2 separate regions of the Homo sapiens genome follow, and region 2 is linked to region 1. Evidence: chromatin contacts called from ENCODE Hi-C or POLR2A ChIA-PET data. All regions are on one chromosome and are shown on one strand. Each heading gives the region's core, a stretch centred on a gene start or an enhancer-like site at or near the end of the contact. The rest is flanking DNA. Distances are from core to core; before and after follow the strand shown. Region 1 overlaps ETV6 (ETS variant transcription factor 6). Region 2 overlaps MANSC1 (MANSC domain containing 1).

Region 1 (7,907 bases), core at 1,324-3,823:
TGTTTTCAGTATGTATTGAAATTCCTTATTTGGACTTGATTTCAAAGGTAGAAGGGCCTTTTACAGGTGAAGGAACTGAGATTGAGACACATCAAGAGTCTAGCCTCGAGCTTCTGTTCAGTGTTTTTCCCAAAATTATTGTTTCCTTCTGGTCTGGGACTCTAGAGCAAAGATTGAAAACTGTGGCCCAAAGTGTGAGCCAAATCCAGCCACCATGCGTTTTTTTTAAATCAAGTTTTCCTGGAAAACAGCCAAACCCATTTATTTGGTATTGCCTATGTCTGCTTCCATGCTGCAGTGGCAGAGTTGAGTAGTTACAACAGAGATTGCATGGCCAGCAACACCTAAAACATTTATTAGTTGGCCCTTTACAGAAAACGTTTGATGCTCTCTGCCTTGCAACATTGTGTACGTGGTGGTCAGTGTGCTTGGAATCATAGGTGCAATGTAGGATGCAGACTTAGAAAACAGTGCCCTTGCTCCCAAGGAATTATTTGCACTTTAGATGACAAGGCATGTTTGAGACATGTGAAAGGAACAATAACAAGTTATGTAAGAGAGGAGACAGGTTCTGGACTGCAGGCTATATTTTCAGACCAACCAGAATAGTTACGATAATATCATTAACATAAATAAAATACTAAGTATTTAGCTACGTAAAAGAAACGATTTATTTGCACTTTGGATTATACAGTTCTTCATTCATTGATTCAAAAATTATTGCCAGTCTGCTCATGTGCCAGGCATTGTTCTAGATGATAGGGCACTGCATCTCTAAATGCCAAATTTCGTATCCTTGCTGGTGGAAGGCAATGTCCTCTTGCTTTATGCCATGACACAAACTAAGCTCCTGCTTTAACTATAGACAGCTAAATCTTAAACGAACACTTTTCAGTCAGTTTAGTTTTCTCTTAAAGTACTTTAATTCCGTTAAAACCTGAGCCACCAGATTTCCTGTCTGCCTGTCTCTTCCTTGGCCTTAATCCAAAACTCTGCTGAGGAAGAAGATTCGTTGGTACACTGACAATTGTTTTATAATCCATTCATTTCATAACCCCTCATTTGCTACCCAAAAGTGGGGACCTAAATCTGTACAGATTTACGTGTTCAAAGGCCATGGCCTACCCAAATAGAGAATATCTCCTTTCTTGTGTTTCTCTCACAACTTTTGCTGAAGTCTCTCCATCTTTGTGAACATGAACTTCTCGATTTGTGAGGCTATCGCTGGTCAGTTGGGTCATTAATCCTACAGCAGGCAAGACACAGAATTTCCTCTCAGCTCAAGATCTCTTCACTCCCAACCCTCTTAGAACACACTTCGCAGCAATCCTTGGAATCTTTAAAGGTAGCCTTTTGTGACTTTAAAAAATACTTTTACTATCTCTCAAGGTTACATCCTTAACAGAAACAAAAAGATTCTAATCAGCGAGACATCAAGTCTCTTGCATTGCTTATTTGTCACCCAACTAAAACAATGTACTTTCTTGATTTGGTTTTATTGACTGGATGAATTATATATATACAAAGATTCAATTAGGGAAGCCTCTGAAGTAAGATGAAGAAAAAAGTATGAAACTCCAGAGAAAGCAGTTTGAGGCTTATCCTCAGGGGCTTCAAGGACTGGGAGAAGTCACTGTATTCTGGCATCTTGCTTCTGTCTCCACTTCCTCCCACAGTGTTTAATGCTGCTGTGAATTTGTTTCAAAGGAAGCCTATAGACTTTTTTTTTTTTTTTTAATTTTGTACATGAGCCTCAGGAGCAGCCTTGACAGCTAAAAGACCTCGTAAAAGAGAAGTGTGAAGGGATTGCATGAAAGTGCTGGGGGCAAGTCTCAGCCCTCGGCCTTTGTTGGAAGGTGTGGGGTGTGCAGACACATGTGCACCTTCGCACACATGCATCTGTGCATAAATATCTGTGTTTGCAGGAAAGAAAAGATAGGGTTGTGGGATGTCCCCAGAAGCCACAGGGATTCCAGTGTTTTAGTACCAGGTGAAAGAGCCGCTTCCTCCCACACTATCTCAGGGAGATGCCCTTCTGTAGACCTCTGTAGCCCAGTACCCTCAAGAGCTCCTGGAGACAGATGGCCCCGAACAGTCCTAGGGAAGCAGTGTGGGCCTGTGGCAAAAGCTTGGACTGCGAAGTCAGCATGATTGGAATCCGGTTCTTGACTCCCAAGCAGGTGCATAATGTCCCTGAGCCCTTCTTTCCTTATCTGTAATATTGAGAATAGTAATACCCATTTCTGGGCCCTTTTGACTGTTAATGAGACAACATGTGAATGCATGGCACAAGAAAGTTAATTGCTACGTGTCACTGTCCCCCCCTGCCTCACTGCTGAGCTGCCATCCTGCCCATCTGAGAGGGACTGTGTGGGAGCTGTGGGTACAGCCAGCACAACTGCCTGCAGAGCCACGCAGGGCACTGACAGGGAAGGCCTGTGTGGGGTGCCCTTCAAGGCCACCTCCGTTTTCTTATTTCCTTGGAGATTTACTTTTGTGCTCCTGCTTCCCCTCCCTGAAGCTTTGCCTGCTGTCCATATTTGGAGGGGATGAATAAGATGAGCACTGGGGAGGGGAGGAGCCATCACTCCAGCAGGAATATTCCCAGCGGCTGAGTCACTGCATTTGATTTTCAGTGTGAACAACTGAGAAATCAAAGAGCCCTAAAAGAGGAGGAAGTTTCAGGACAATGTTTTTAAAAGATAAAAAAACATCAACAGCATGGTGTCTGAGTGGAAAATAATAGAAGGGGCTTGAGGAGACTGGAAATTCCAGTTTGTGTAAGGGCGCACAGTGCTGTAATACAGAGTCCTACCTCCCTGCAGTCCCTGGATGTGAATTCCCAGGCTGCACCCACACCTGAGCAAAGCGGAGGCTGGGCCTTATTAGGTTCTGACTGCGGGCTGGATCTCAGCTGCAGGCTGTGAGTTTCGGATACCGGTGTTTCCAAGCCTTCTCCACACCTTATGTAATCACAGGTGAAAAGGTCCAGCCTCATTTGCAGCTGTGGTTCTTCTGCCCCAGGAAGCCAGGAAGCGTAGATTTTTGTATTATTTGCCTCCACTTCTCCCTCCCCCAGCGTGCCACCGTGCACATATGTTTTCTGTTTTCCTAAGCCACGGCAAAGCACAAGCAATTGCCCATTGTAAACACACCTCTGCGTATCAACACACACCTGGCTGCACTGGATTGACCAACTTTCTGCTTCTAGGTAATGGCTGATCTAGAATAGAGGAGGAGGAGGGGAAAAAAAAAAAAAACAAGCAGCAGATGGCCCCCTGAATGTTGTAAACCGTGTTTCTCTAAGCAGGGTTTCTCAACACTCTCGATATTTGGGCCAAATAATAATTTGTGGGGTTGCTTACTATATTGTAAGAGATTCAGCAGCATCCCTGGCCTCTACCCACTAGATGCTAGGAGCACCCTGCACCCCAGTGTGACAACCAGAAATGCCTCCAGATATTGCCACATGCCCCCAGTTCAGAACCATATTTGTAAAGCTTAGTAGCAACTTTTTTTTTCATATGCTACTTTGCGTGTTTTGTTGCTGAACTGGAAATAAACGTTAATTTTTAGGTAATAAATTTCAAAAAATGTAACAGGGACACTCAGCCTCTCTTCTGGTAATTATGCCCATGACACTGTCATTTGCAGGCCTTCTTTAAAATTCCACTTGGGCAGTTAAAAGAACATAAAATGACTTTCTTAGAAGCTTTCCTGAAATTTAAATTAACCACAATCATTAAACATTCCCTATGTCAATAATTTGACTTTCCTACTCAAAGTTTTTTAAGGCATCAGTTTTGTCTAGCGTGGTTTTTTTCTTTAGAAACCATGTTGGTTATGTGTGAATTGCCCATCTTTTTACAATCTCTGCTCAATAAGTTTATACAATGAGTCTCTGGTAAGAGACAGACGTGGGAGTGAAAATATTTCTCCTTAACCACAGGAAGGGATTTTTTACAATGCCTTTAGCTGCGGATACCGAGGGTACCTCACCCAGCAGGAAGGAGAGGGAACTATACTTGGGCTAAACACTTTCATAAACTACTTCTCATGGAAAAGAAAATCCAAATAGTGGAAATTTCTTTAAAATATCCATGTGCCTTGAGATAGAAGAAAGCCCTTTCGTTTAAGAAAAATGCACTTAAAATTAATGAATACCTTGTGATCCAAAAACATTTTATACATATACGTTCAGGTGTTTTGAAGTGGAGTGAACTTCTATTTATAGAGTGTGTTGCGCTTTATTATATAGTATTATGCATTTACATTGATGATCAAAGAACATTGTATCTGTGCAGGCATGGGTTCCGAAAAGGCTGAAAAATTCCAGGTGAGCCGTGGCAACAACCTCTAAAGGATCTAGGAACCTAAAGAGGATCTGCCTTTTATTTAATAGAAATCTTAGAAACAAAAATAACTGACATGGCTTGAATGTCAATTGTTTAAAAAAAAAAAAAAAAAAAGGAAAAAAAATCTATTGTGTGGTCAGGCAGTTATTTTTATCATCTAGGCATAATTTTTACCAAAGAAACAAAACAATCAATAATGTTATAAAAGCCACTTATACTCTGAGCTTGAAACAACTGCTTTATGCCACAAAATTCCTATTGCTGTCTCCGTTAGTGACTAATTCAATATGTCCTGAATGTCAACGTATTTTTATTACTCAGCTAAAGTTGGCTTTGCTGGATTAAATGTCATTTAAAATGATCAATTGGCAGCTTGTTTGGGGTTGTTTTCACATTTATGAAAGGAAAAGTTTGCCGGATACAAATGTTCTTGAAGCTGATAGGGAAACGGTGTTCTCTGGTAAGCCCTGCCCTTCCTTTTGCCATCTGATAAGTAGATAACATTCTAGGTCCTAGTTTGATGCCTCCGAAAAACCAACATGGCAGCCCAGTGCAGGTTAAGCCCTTACATTGGAGAAATGGTCTGGTTCACGTTTCACTGTTTTATGAGAAGTAGAATGTACCATTACAGTAAAAGAGAAGCAACAGAAACATGCAGTGAAAACGCCCATGCTTGTGGTTAGAGAACTGTCCGCTTTCTTTTTGCTCTACAGTAGGCTTCTGAGTGGAGTGCCTTCCGCCTAGAGTCAAGAGGGCTGCCATGATGTCACCCACCTTCATATGGGCAAAATGTCTTTATATGAAACTGTAAAAGACAACCAGGTCGTTTCTTAATTGCTGAAATTTATTAAAATGAACACACTAGAAAATCACATTCCCAATCCAGAGGAATCCAATGGCGTCGTCAGCCTATTTGCAATGGAAATGATTGTAAACCTATAGGGAGACATAGGAGGGGCTGCACACAAACTACTTTCGTTCGTCCTGATTTACTGGCTTCTTTTCCCCCTAGAGATACAGTCTCACTCTGTCACTCTATCGCCCAGGCTGAGTGCAGTGGGTTGATCATGGCTCACTGCAGCCCCAAACCCCTGGGCTCAAGCAATTCTCCCACCTCAGCCTCCCAACTAGCTGGGATTACAGGCATGCACCACCACGCCTGGATAATTTTTAAATTTTTTGTAGAGATGAGGTCTCGTTATGTTGCCTGGGCTGGTCTTGAACTCCCGGACTTTCAAGCAAGTCTACTGCCCCTGCCTCCCAAAACAAACATTGGGATTATAATTATAAGCCACCACACCCAACCCTAATTTACAGGCACTGTATGTGATAATATGTGATTTTGTCAGATGTTTTCCAGTTGGAAGAGATTATGGAAAATTAAAATGTGTCTGCCATTTGATAGTAGGACAAATACTGAAATATTAAGCCACAGCTGAGTTCTGGCCTTAGTCCTTTTGGGGCTGCTCTGACAAACTGCCGTAGACTGGGTAGTTGGTACGCAATAGATACGGATTGCTCCACAGTTCTGGGGGCTGGGGAGATCAAGGCCCTGGCAGATGAGGCATCTGGTGAGGGCCCACTTTCTGGTTCATAGACAGCACCTTCTTGCTGTGTCTTCACTTGGTGGAAGGGTGAGGGGTCTCTCTCAGGCCTCTTTTAAAAGGGCACTAATCCCACTCACAGGGGTGGGGCCCCCAAGACCTAATCACCTCCCAAAGGTACCTTGGTAGTTAGTTAGGATTTCAACAGATGAATTTGGGGAGGACATGAAGATTCAGACCACAGCAGATCTCTATTTTCCCTTTATAGAGAAAGTAATTCAAGACAAGGAGATGCTTACAAGGGAAAAAGACACTTTGCCACTTTTTACTGCTTTGCTTAGAAACTAGAATCATCCTCCTTCAAATGCCTGTAAAACGAGCTAGATTATTCTCAGTCTGCAGTAGGACACTGATTTCTCAAGGTACTTAAGATGCTTGGGTTGCTCATCTTCTCCACACCCCCACCTCAGCCCATCCCCTGGCAATACAGAATGCAGCCATGGCAAGACGGGGTGGGCAATAGAAGTGGCTGGACAGCTTCTGTTGTTAGAATGGGGTTCAAAGTCCAGGACTATGGTGTTGTTGTTTTAAGAAGGAGGCCACTTGTCCTTTTCCAAAACACAATGAGTGACACACCACATTAATGTTTAAACACAGATAATACAGAAGAAAGGATTCCATAAGGGATACTAAAGATTTAGGGCTGCTGTACATTTAATGGTAGTTCCTTGAAAGATTAAGCTTCTGGAAAATGCCACAGTTTTCTGCCAGTGTCTTCTGCTATTCAAAGAGAACGCTGGAGTTCAGAAAAGATACACTGAGCAGGTGTACTTTGTTCTGGAAAGTCCTAAGATTTTATAAACATACACCCATTAACGAGTTTCTCTGAGACTAGAAATTGCATTGGGAAGTGTGTCATAGCATGGGTTTTGGGGTCATGCACAGCCAAGAATCCTGTGTGTCATTCATAAGCTGTGTCCTCCTGAGTAAATCATCAAACCCTCTCAGCCCCAGCTTCCTGATCTATAAAATAGGAATAGCAACAGCACCTGCCTCATAAGGCGGCGTAAGGGTCAGATGTAACCAGGCTTGTCGAAGCCACAGCACAGTACCTACAAATAGCACCCACTAAATACCGTTGTTATTTTTATTACTTTCTCTTCCCTCCCATTATCACTAATATAATAATCCTGTAAAGTAAGTGCTGTTATTCCCACTTCATAAGTGAGGCAACAGAACCTCAGGAAGATTAAGAAGCGTGTCCAGGGTGGCCCAACTGAATTCCCCTTGTAAATATACCCCCAGAGAAGGGTGTATGTTTCTCTGCAATGCGGATGTGTTGGCTGTAATATATTCCAAGTCTCAACTGGACACTCCCCTTTCAAATGTGCCAGGCCTAGGCCTTGCCCAAAGTAAAAAAGAAAGAACATTGTAGTGCAGGAGTCCAGAGTGCAAATCCTTGTGACCTCAGGCAAGTTATTTCAACCTCTCTGAGGATCAGAAATAATACAGGTAAAGTGCCGAGTTCATACTTGTAATTCAGTAGTTGATCTTCCATCACCAGCCATTCTGACAAGTGCCTATAAAAAGTGGGCATTTCCAGAACCATGCAGTGAACACCTGGAAATTGGTGCTGCTCCTCATCTGGAGGCCAGTTAACCTTTAACTCAACCTAGAAGGCACACATCTGTCCCCAGCTGCCTCTCCAGGTTCTGCTGGAGGGCAACCACACACCTTCACAGCACACATCCAGAAAGTCATAGAACAAGGGGAAGGTGTACATCATGTCTTCTTCTTTTTTTTTTTTTTTTTTTTTTTTTTTTTTTTTTTGAGACTGAGTCTCACTTTGTCACCGAGGCTGGAGGGCAGTGGTGCGATCTCGACTTACTGCAACTTCCACCTCCTGGGTTCAGGCGATTCTCCTGCCTCAGTGTCCTGAGTAGCTGGGATTACAGGCACACGCCACCATGCCTGGCTAAGTTTTTGTATTTTTAGTAGAGACGGGGTT
Region 2 (7,215 bases), core at 3,071-5,570, 460 kb after region 1:
AACACTACTGAGTAACAAAAGATTTATTCAAATATTTAATTGGAAGGAACTACATCTGGAATAAGTTTTAAAGGAATCCATATAAAAAGAAAAGCAAATCCATTAGAAATTGATATAAACAGTTGATTTTATCTGGAACCAAGAATGTGAATGAATTGGAACCTAGATGTCCTAACCTGTTTCTTTGCATAAAAGCCAGTTGAATTTTGAAATTTATATGGCAATTATACTTTATTACTTTACATAGAGCTTTGTTTTTAGCTAATATTTTAGAGACAGATTACCCAAAATTACCTAATTTGGTTCCCACTTCATTCCTTCTCAAAAACCAAACATAAAACAGAAGGGGGCCAGCTGTGGTGGCTCATGCCTGTAATCCCAGCACTTTGGGAGGCCGAGGAGGGTGGATCACTAGGTCAGGAGTTTGAGACCAGCCTGACCAACATGGTGAAACCCCGTCTCTACTAAAAATACAAAAATCACCCAGGTGTGGTGGCACATGCCTGTAATCCCAGATACTTAGGAGGCTGAGGCAGGAGAATCGCTTGAACCCAGGAGACGGAGGTTGCGGTGAGAGCCGAGATCGTGCTACTGCACTCCAGCCTGGGCAACAAAGCAAGACTCTGTCTCCAAAAAAAAAAAAGGAAAGCAGAAGGGGGCATTTTCCTGTCTTCAAAATACAACCTCCTGCTAAGACTAGCAAGTCAGCAGAAACTCATTGCATTTGGGCTTCTGGTTACTAAATGAATTAAGAGACACCGAGTTCCATCCTTAGATGTCCACATAGATCCCATTGATCAAATAATCCAGTCTTGAGTAACGTTTCCTGCGGAGTGATTCCGAGAGGATTCTACCCAGGAGGACGAGGCCTATCACCAGGAACAGGACACCAAAGAGCAGGGACCCGATAAGAAGCCATTTTTCAAATGGAAGGCCGTACTGATTTTCTGGAACACTGCCCTGGGAGGAACTGCCTGGACTGGCCTCCCTACCTTCCCAGGAAGCAGTTTTATTCATAGTGGAAGACTCCACATTTGACATAGAAAGTGCAGTAGGGTTATACACATTCCCTGTGTTCAAAGTTAGGTTGGAGATTTCTGTAAACGGTATGGTTTCTAAGCTGCCTTTCGAGTCCGTAGGTGCCTGAAAGGTGGTAGTCAGAACTGCTGTTGTAGCCATTGCTTGGAGTGTAGCCGCAGCCCGTGTAAAAACTGTAGAAATGAGGGTCGTGGGAGGCTGAGAAGTGACAGTGGTTACAGGTGGAGCTGTGGTGGCCAGCTGTGGCTGGGAAGTCCCAGAAGGTGTCACTGAAGCATTGGTGGGTAGAAGGGTGGCGGGCTTTGGAGTAGCCGAGGTGGTATGTGGAGAAGCAACTGCCACCGTAGCTGGGAGCGCACTCACATTTTCAGGCAGCAGATGAGCTATTTCTTGATCAGAGGAAAATTGTGAACTCTGAGAATGGCCTTTTTCCTTATAAGCAAGGAGCTGGGCACTTGCTTCATCCATCTTAAATAGTTTCTCCAAGTGATCTGAGGATCCAAACTTCTGAGAAAGTGTGTCTCTCCATGAGATATCGGTGGGCTTTGAATAATCTGTGTGATGATGGGCTAGGGGAGTGACTGCTTGTGAAAATTGGCCATGTAAGAGAGAATCTTCCTGGGGTAACTCTTGGCTTGGCAAATTTCTGGTCAAAGATGGAAAATCTGAAAATGTATGGAAAATAAAAGGAAGGCTTATGTAACTCCATGCTACGGTAGGTTAAAAAAATACAAACATATCAGCTTGTTCAAAAGATCCCTAAACTGGTTGGCCATGGTGGCTCACGCCTATAATCCCAGCACTTTGGGAGGCTAAGGCAGGAGGATGGTTTGAGGCCAGGAGTTGGAGACCAGCCTGGACAACATAGGGAGATCCTGTCTCTTAAACAAAAAAATCTCCAAACTGTTGATACTTGACATTTCATTGAAATGTGTGCAAAATGGAAAAACACAAATTGCTAAATGAGAATCTGATAACGCCGCCTCTCTACCAGATGCTGTGGTTTATTTCTAGCATGATAGGACAGAAGAGAAGAGAAATGTGTGGAGGAGGACCAGGCAAATTAAGGAAAAGGTGGGAGGTGCACAGCAGAGAAGCCGGAGGGGCTCAGCAGGGCAGCAAGAGGCTTACAAAGATGGAAAGGGTTCTCCGTCTTCCTAAGGGGCCAAGGCCAGGGAAAAAAGTGGGCCGGAGGGTGACCTGAGCAGGAAAGGTTGGCAGGGAGAATGCGGGGGAAGGTGTGGGCTTCTGCAAGACATGCCACCTAAGACTGAGATGACAAATGGGGAGCAAGTAATCATCAGGAGAGATTTCAGTGGGGGCATGAGGCAGGCAAGAAAGGTATGTGGAAGCTGTGGGAAATGAGGCAATAGAGCAGGAGAGAGGGAGCAGAATCCCTGTGGTGTGTCTCTGACAGGGAGGAGGAGGAGGGGCCAGGCAGGGTCTGGTCTCCGCTCTGAGCACTGAGGCCACAGCAGCAGCAGAACAGCAACAACGACAACAAAAAACCAGAGATATATCGTTCCAGCACTGTGCGCAGAGGAGGGAGGCTATCTGGGAGATTTCATTTGGACTCTCAAAGATTAGAATTTTGGAGCCAATGTCATAGGTCATGAGGATGATGGGACCAATATTTGAAATCATGATGACCACACTGTAGACACAGAGGGCAGAAAAACCATACAGTCCCGATGCCTGCTGAGGAGAAACCAGCCCCAGATCCTGCTCCTGCTCCATGAAGCTTAGAATTTTTCTCCTGATCACACACCCCATTTATCACAGCTCAAACTGGAAAGACCTGTTCAAGCAATCAAGTGCAGGGAATGACCAGGTGAATTGCCATGTATCACTCTGCTGCTAGGCTAACCATCTCACATTAGAACTGCAGAAAACACAAGGAAAGAAGCAGAGGAATGTCCTGGCATTTCTCAGTCCACTCACTCCTGCTCTCTTTTCCTTTTTCTTCCTCAATTCACCTCCATGCCAGTTTCCAAACTGGTCCTCAGTCTCCTCTTTCCTACAGACGGATCCAGAGGCAGCTACGGATTCATGCCATCTCGTGACTACTCTCTAAGCCTTACCCCTCTGAGAGGTTCTTTGCACTGTCACTCTGTCACTTATTCGTCCATCTAGGACAGGGCTCAGCAAACTACGGCCTGATGGACAAATCTGGCCTGCCATCTGTCTTTGTATGACTTGCAAGCTAAGAATGGTTTTTACGTTTTTTAAAATTTTTATTTGTTTTGAGACAGAGTCTCACTCTGTCGCCCAGGCTGGAGTGCAGTGGTATGATCTCGACTCACTGCAACCTCTGCCTTCCAGATTCAGGCGATTCTCCTACCTCTGCCTCCTGAGTAGCTGGGATTACAGGCGCGTGCCACCACACCTGGGTGATTGTTCTATTTTTAGTAGAGGTGAGGTTTCACCATGTTGGCCAAGCTGGTTTCAAACTCCTGACCTCAGGTGATCCACCCCCTTCGGTCTCCCAAAGTGCTGGGATTATAGAGGTGAGCCACCATGCCTGGCCAGTTTTTATATTTCTTTTAATGGCTGAAAAATAATCAAAAGAAAATTGTGTGACACAGGAAAGGTATACAAAATTCAAATTTCTGTATTTCAAAACCTAAAGTACTGGTGTGAAAAGCCTAAAATACTATTTGGCCCTTGGCAGAAAAAGTTGGTGGACATCTGCTCTAGGATATAGTATTCTACTCTAAAGTAGAATTTGGGTCAAATGAAATATATTTGAAAATATATATATATATATTTTTGAGACAGGGTCTTGCTCTGTCACCCAGGCTGGAGTGCAGTGGCACAAACACAGCTCACTGCAGCCTCAACCTCCTGGGTTCAAGCAATCCTCCCACCTCAGCCTCTTGAGCAGCTGGGGCCACAATGCCATGCCACCATGCCCAGCTAATTTTTGTATTTTTTGTAGAGACAGAATTTTGCCATGTTGCCCAGGCTGGTCTTGAACTCCTGGAATCAAGCAATCCGCCCACCTCAGCCTCCCAAAGTGCTGGAATTACAGGTGTGAGCCATCATACTTGGCCTATAATTCATTTTAAAGTTAAAAAAGAAAAAGACTGTTTAAGTAAACACTCTGTGATGTGTGTGAAATCAGAACTTAAATATGGCCATTGACAAGAATGGCCAAAACAGCTGTTTTCTTTCTCAAGCATGCAAGCTCATAAATAAAGCAAAGCTAGGGCCAGTCCCACTTCTTGATAAGATTCCTCTGTTGGCAGAGGTCCTAGAACCACAAAGGGATCCTCCACACCTGCTCCATTCGCCTCACCCACTCATGTTTGCCATTGGGGCATGGTGCTTCCTCTCAGTCACGCAGAGATGAGCCACAAAGGGAGCTGCAAAGCAGCTCAGCGCCCTTAACTCCTCTTTGGAGTTTTATTTTCAAACGACTTCACTGAGTTGAAAAATGAGAGACTGACTATTACTGGGACCCCAGCTGAGCAAACAGACTCCCAATTTATTCTATGTCTGAATTCTCCTATTCTTCCAGTCCTTGGTAAAAATGACATGCCATGAAGCTGCCAACAACAACAATAAAAGATTAAATACCAAACTGCAATGGCTTTAGAGAATGAACAGAATCCACTGTCATCTTTCAAACTCTTGGTCCGTAAATATTAGTCAATGGGATATAGGAAATAGAGGCTGGGCACGGTGGCTCATGCCTGTAATCCCAGCACTTTGAGAGGCCGAGGCAGGATGATTGCTTGAGGCCAGGAGTTTGAGACCAGCCTGGGCAACATACTGAGACCCCCCCATTGCTACAAAACATTTTAAAAAATTAGCCTGGCATGGTGGTGCATTATCTGTAGTCCCAAATACTTGGGAGGCTGAATGGAGAGGACTGCTTGAGCTCAGGAGGTGGAGGCTGCAGTGAGCCATGATCGCGCCGCTGCAGTGAGCCATGATCGCGCCACTGCACTGCAGCCTGGGCAACAGAGTGAGATGCTGCCTTAAAAAAAAAGAAAAAAAAAAAGAGAGAGAGAGACAGAAAAGAAAAAGAAATAGAGTTCTTCCAGAAACAAACCACCAAACAGATAATCTGTATTTAATTTCACTCCAGGCAGGAGGCAGATAATTCATTTTTAATGGGGTAATATGAATTCATCAACATGGACAGATTCATACACAGAATTACAAACACAACTTGCACACATCCTGTAGATATAAACAGTCCTTTGCATACTATGTCCGGGGTTGGTGCCACGTTGCCCCTAGGTGTCCATCAACCTGCTCAGGGGCCGGCAACGCCCCCTGGTGGCTGCCACAAGAACAGTTTAATTCTAATTTCACTTCATTACCTTCACACTCGCCCTAAAAAGATTTATGCACATGCCAAGTTCCCTTTTTTCCGTTCCCATTGGCAAGGAACTTCATCCCATACATGCTCTTTTATATGTGCATTACAAAAGTAACAACACTCCAGAAGTATTAGAAAACAAATTCAGCTGTAATTTCTATCATCGTATCCTAACAACAATTATTTACACAATACTCTGTGCTTCACGCTCCTGTTTGAGAGGATGTTTGACCCATCAGGCTTCCCTGGCACATGAACAAAACTCAGACACAGCCTCAGCTAGGGGGCAAAGCAGTGTCAACACGCAGGCACCCTGGGCAGTATCATTCCCCGAAGCCCCTCATACTTAATGCAGTCAAGAGAGAACCCTAGATTCCACTCCACCTAGATTCCATTCCACAACCCTAAAACTACTCAAGTTTCCCCCAGTGCAGCAAATGGTGTCACCATTCATCTGGATGCTCAAGGCAAAAACTAGGACTTGGCCTTGATGGTTCTTTTTTTCTGGTTCCCCAGACCCACACCACCAGCAAGTCCTGTCAACTCTACTTCGGAATAGCCCATATGTCCACTACTCTCTCCATCTCGCCCGCCACTCCCTGTTTCTTCACCCAGATCTCACCTGCGCCTCCTAACCAGTCTTTCCATTTCCACTTTGCTGCTGTGTCACTGTCCATTCCCAAGAGGGCGGCTACGGTGAGCTTTGAGAAATCACCTTTTTTTTTTCTTCTCCCCGAGACAGAGTCTTGCTCTGTCGTGCAGGCTAGAGTGCAGTGGCGCAATCTCAGCTCACTGCAACCTCTGCCTCCTGGGTTCAAGCAATTCTCCCGCCTCAGCCTCCTGAGTAGCTGGGATTACAGGCACGCACCAGCACACCCGGCTAATTTTTGTATTTTTAGTAGAGACGGGGTTTCACCATGTTGGCCAGGCTGGTCTCGAATTCCTGACGTTGTGATCTGCCCGCCTCAGCCTCCCAAAGTGCTGGGATTACATACATGAGTCAGGAGGTCAGGAATTTGAGACCAGCCTGGCCAACATGGCGAGACCATGTCTACTAAAAATACAAAAATTAGCCAGGCATGGTGATGCTTGCCTGTAGTCCCAGCTACTCAGGAGGCTGAGGCAGGAGAATCACTTGAACTTGGGAGGCAGAGGTGGCACTGAACCGACACTGCATCACTGAACTCCAGCCTGGGTGAAAAGAGTGAGACTCCATCTCAAAAAAAAAATAAAAATAAAACTCCCAACAGCTTCCCACCACACACCTAAAAACTCCCGGCCGGGCACGGAGGCTCATGCCTGTAATCCCAGCACTTTGAGAGGCCGAGGTGGGTGGATTACCCGACATCAGGAGTTCGAGACCAGCCTGGCCAATGTGGTGAAACCCTATCTCTACTAAAAATACAAAAATTAGCCACGTGTAGTGGCATATGCCCCTCCTAAGGCGGAGGTTGCAGTGAGCTGAGATCGCGCCACTGCACTCCACCCTGGGCAACAGAGTGAGACTCTGTCTCAAAAACAACAACAACAAACAAAAAAACTCCCTCCTATGACTTACAAGGTGTTATGTGATCTGGCCCTCCCCACCGTTTTGCATATCACTCTCTGCGTATTTCACAATGAGTCAACCAGCTGGGATTGGAGTGTTGGTTTTTCAAACACTCCAAAGCATTCTGCCTGAGGACCTTGGACTTGGAAGGTCTTCCCCTGATCTCCTCACATCTGGCTCCTCACTATTCAGATCTCAGTTTAGGGGTTACAACTTTACTTACTGATTGTCTATTATACCGTCCTGTCTCAATTCTGTGCATAGCACTTGTGACTATATTTTTCTTGATTATTTATTT

What was found. Hi-C counts contacts between places; a loop is a spot of excess contacts on that map. ChIA-PET counts read pairs that join two places held with the same protein, here RNA polymerase II (POLR2A). Pooled maps may share reads with other maps.
Region 2: a map of PC-9 shows a loop between it and region 1 (5-fold over the local background). The contact joins two enhancer-like sites. A Hi-C loop is called at or near these places in 1 of 168 maps with a recorded cell type or tissue (PC-9), 1 of 37 single-sample maps with no recorded cell type and 2 of 50 pooled maps. POLR2A ChIA-PET finds 5 or more read pairs at or near these places in 1 of 52 experiments (T-cell).

What each region holds. Positions count from the first base shown.
Region 1 is chr12:11,875,583-11,883,489 of GRCh38, forward strand. All of the region lies in intron 5 of ETV6 (ETS variant transcription factor 6), which reads left to right. Among named protein-coding and RNA genes, the nearest start is that of BCL2L14, 190 kb to the right of the region's middle. RefSeq lists an enhancer at 2,655-3,452. Within about 2 kb of position 2,574, at least 17 of the 41 ENCODE cell types and tissues checked have a DNase peak (open chromatin) inside an H3K27ac peak, as active enhancers do; they include PC-9, where a contact is called at or near this core.
Region 2 is chr12:12,329,256-12,336,470 of GRCh38, forward strand. MANSC1 (MANSC domain containing 1) reads right to left here. Exons shown (of 4, transcript NM_018050.4): 4 at 1-1,703. The coding sequence ends at 772. Among named protein-coding and RNA genes, the nearest start is that of MANSC1, 17 kb to the right of the region's middle. Within about 2 kb of position 4,321, at least 11 of the 41 ENCODE cell types and tissues checked have a DNase peak (open chromatin) inside an H3K27ac peak, as active enhancers do; they include PC-9, where a contact is called at or near this core.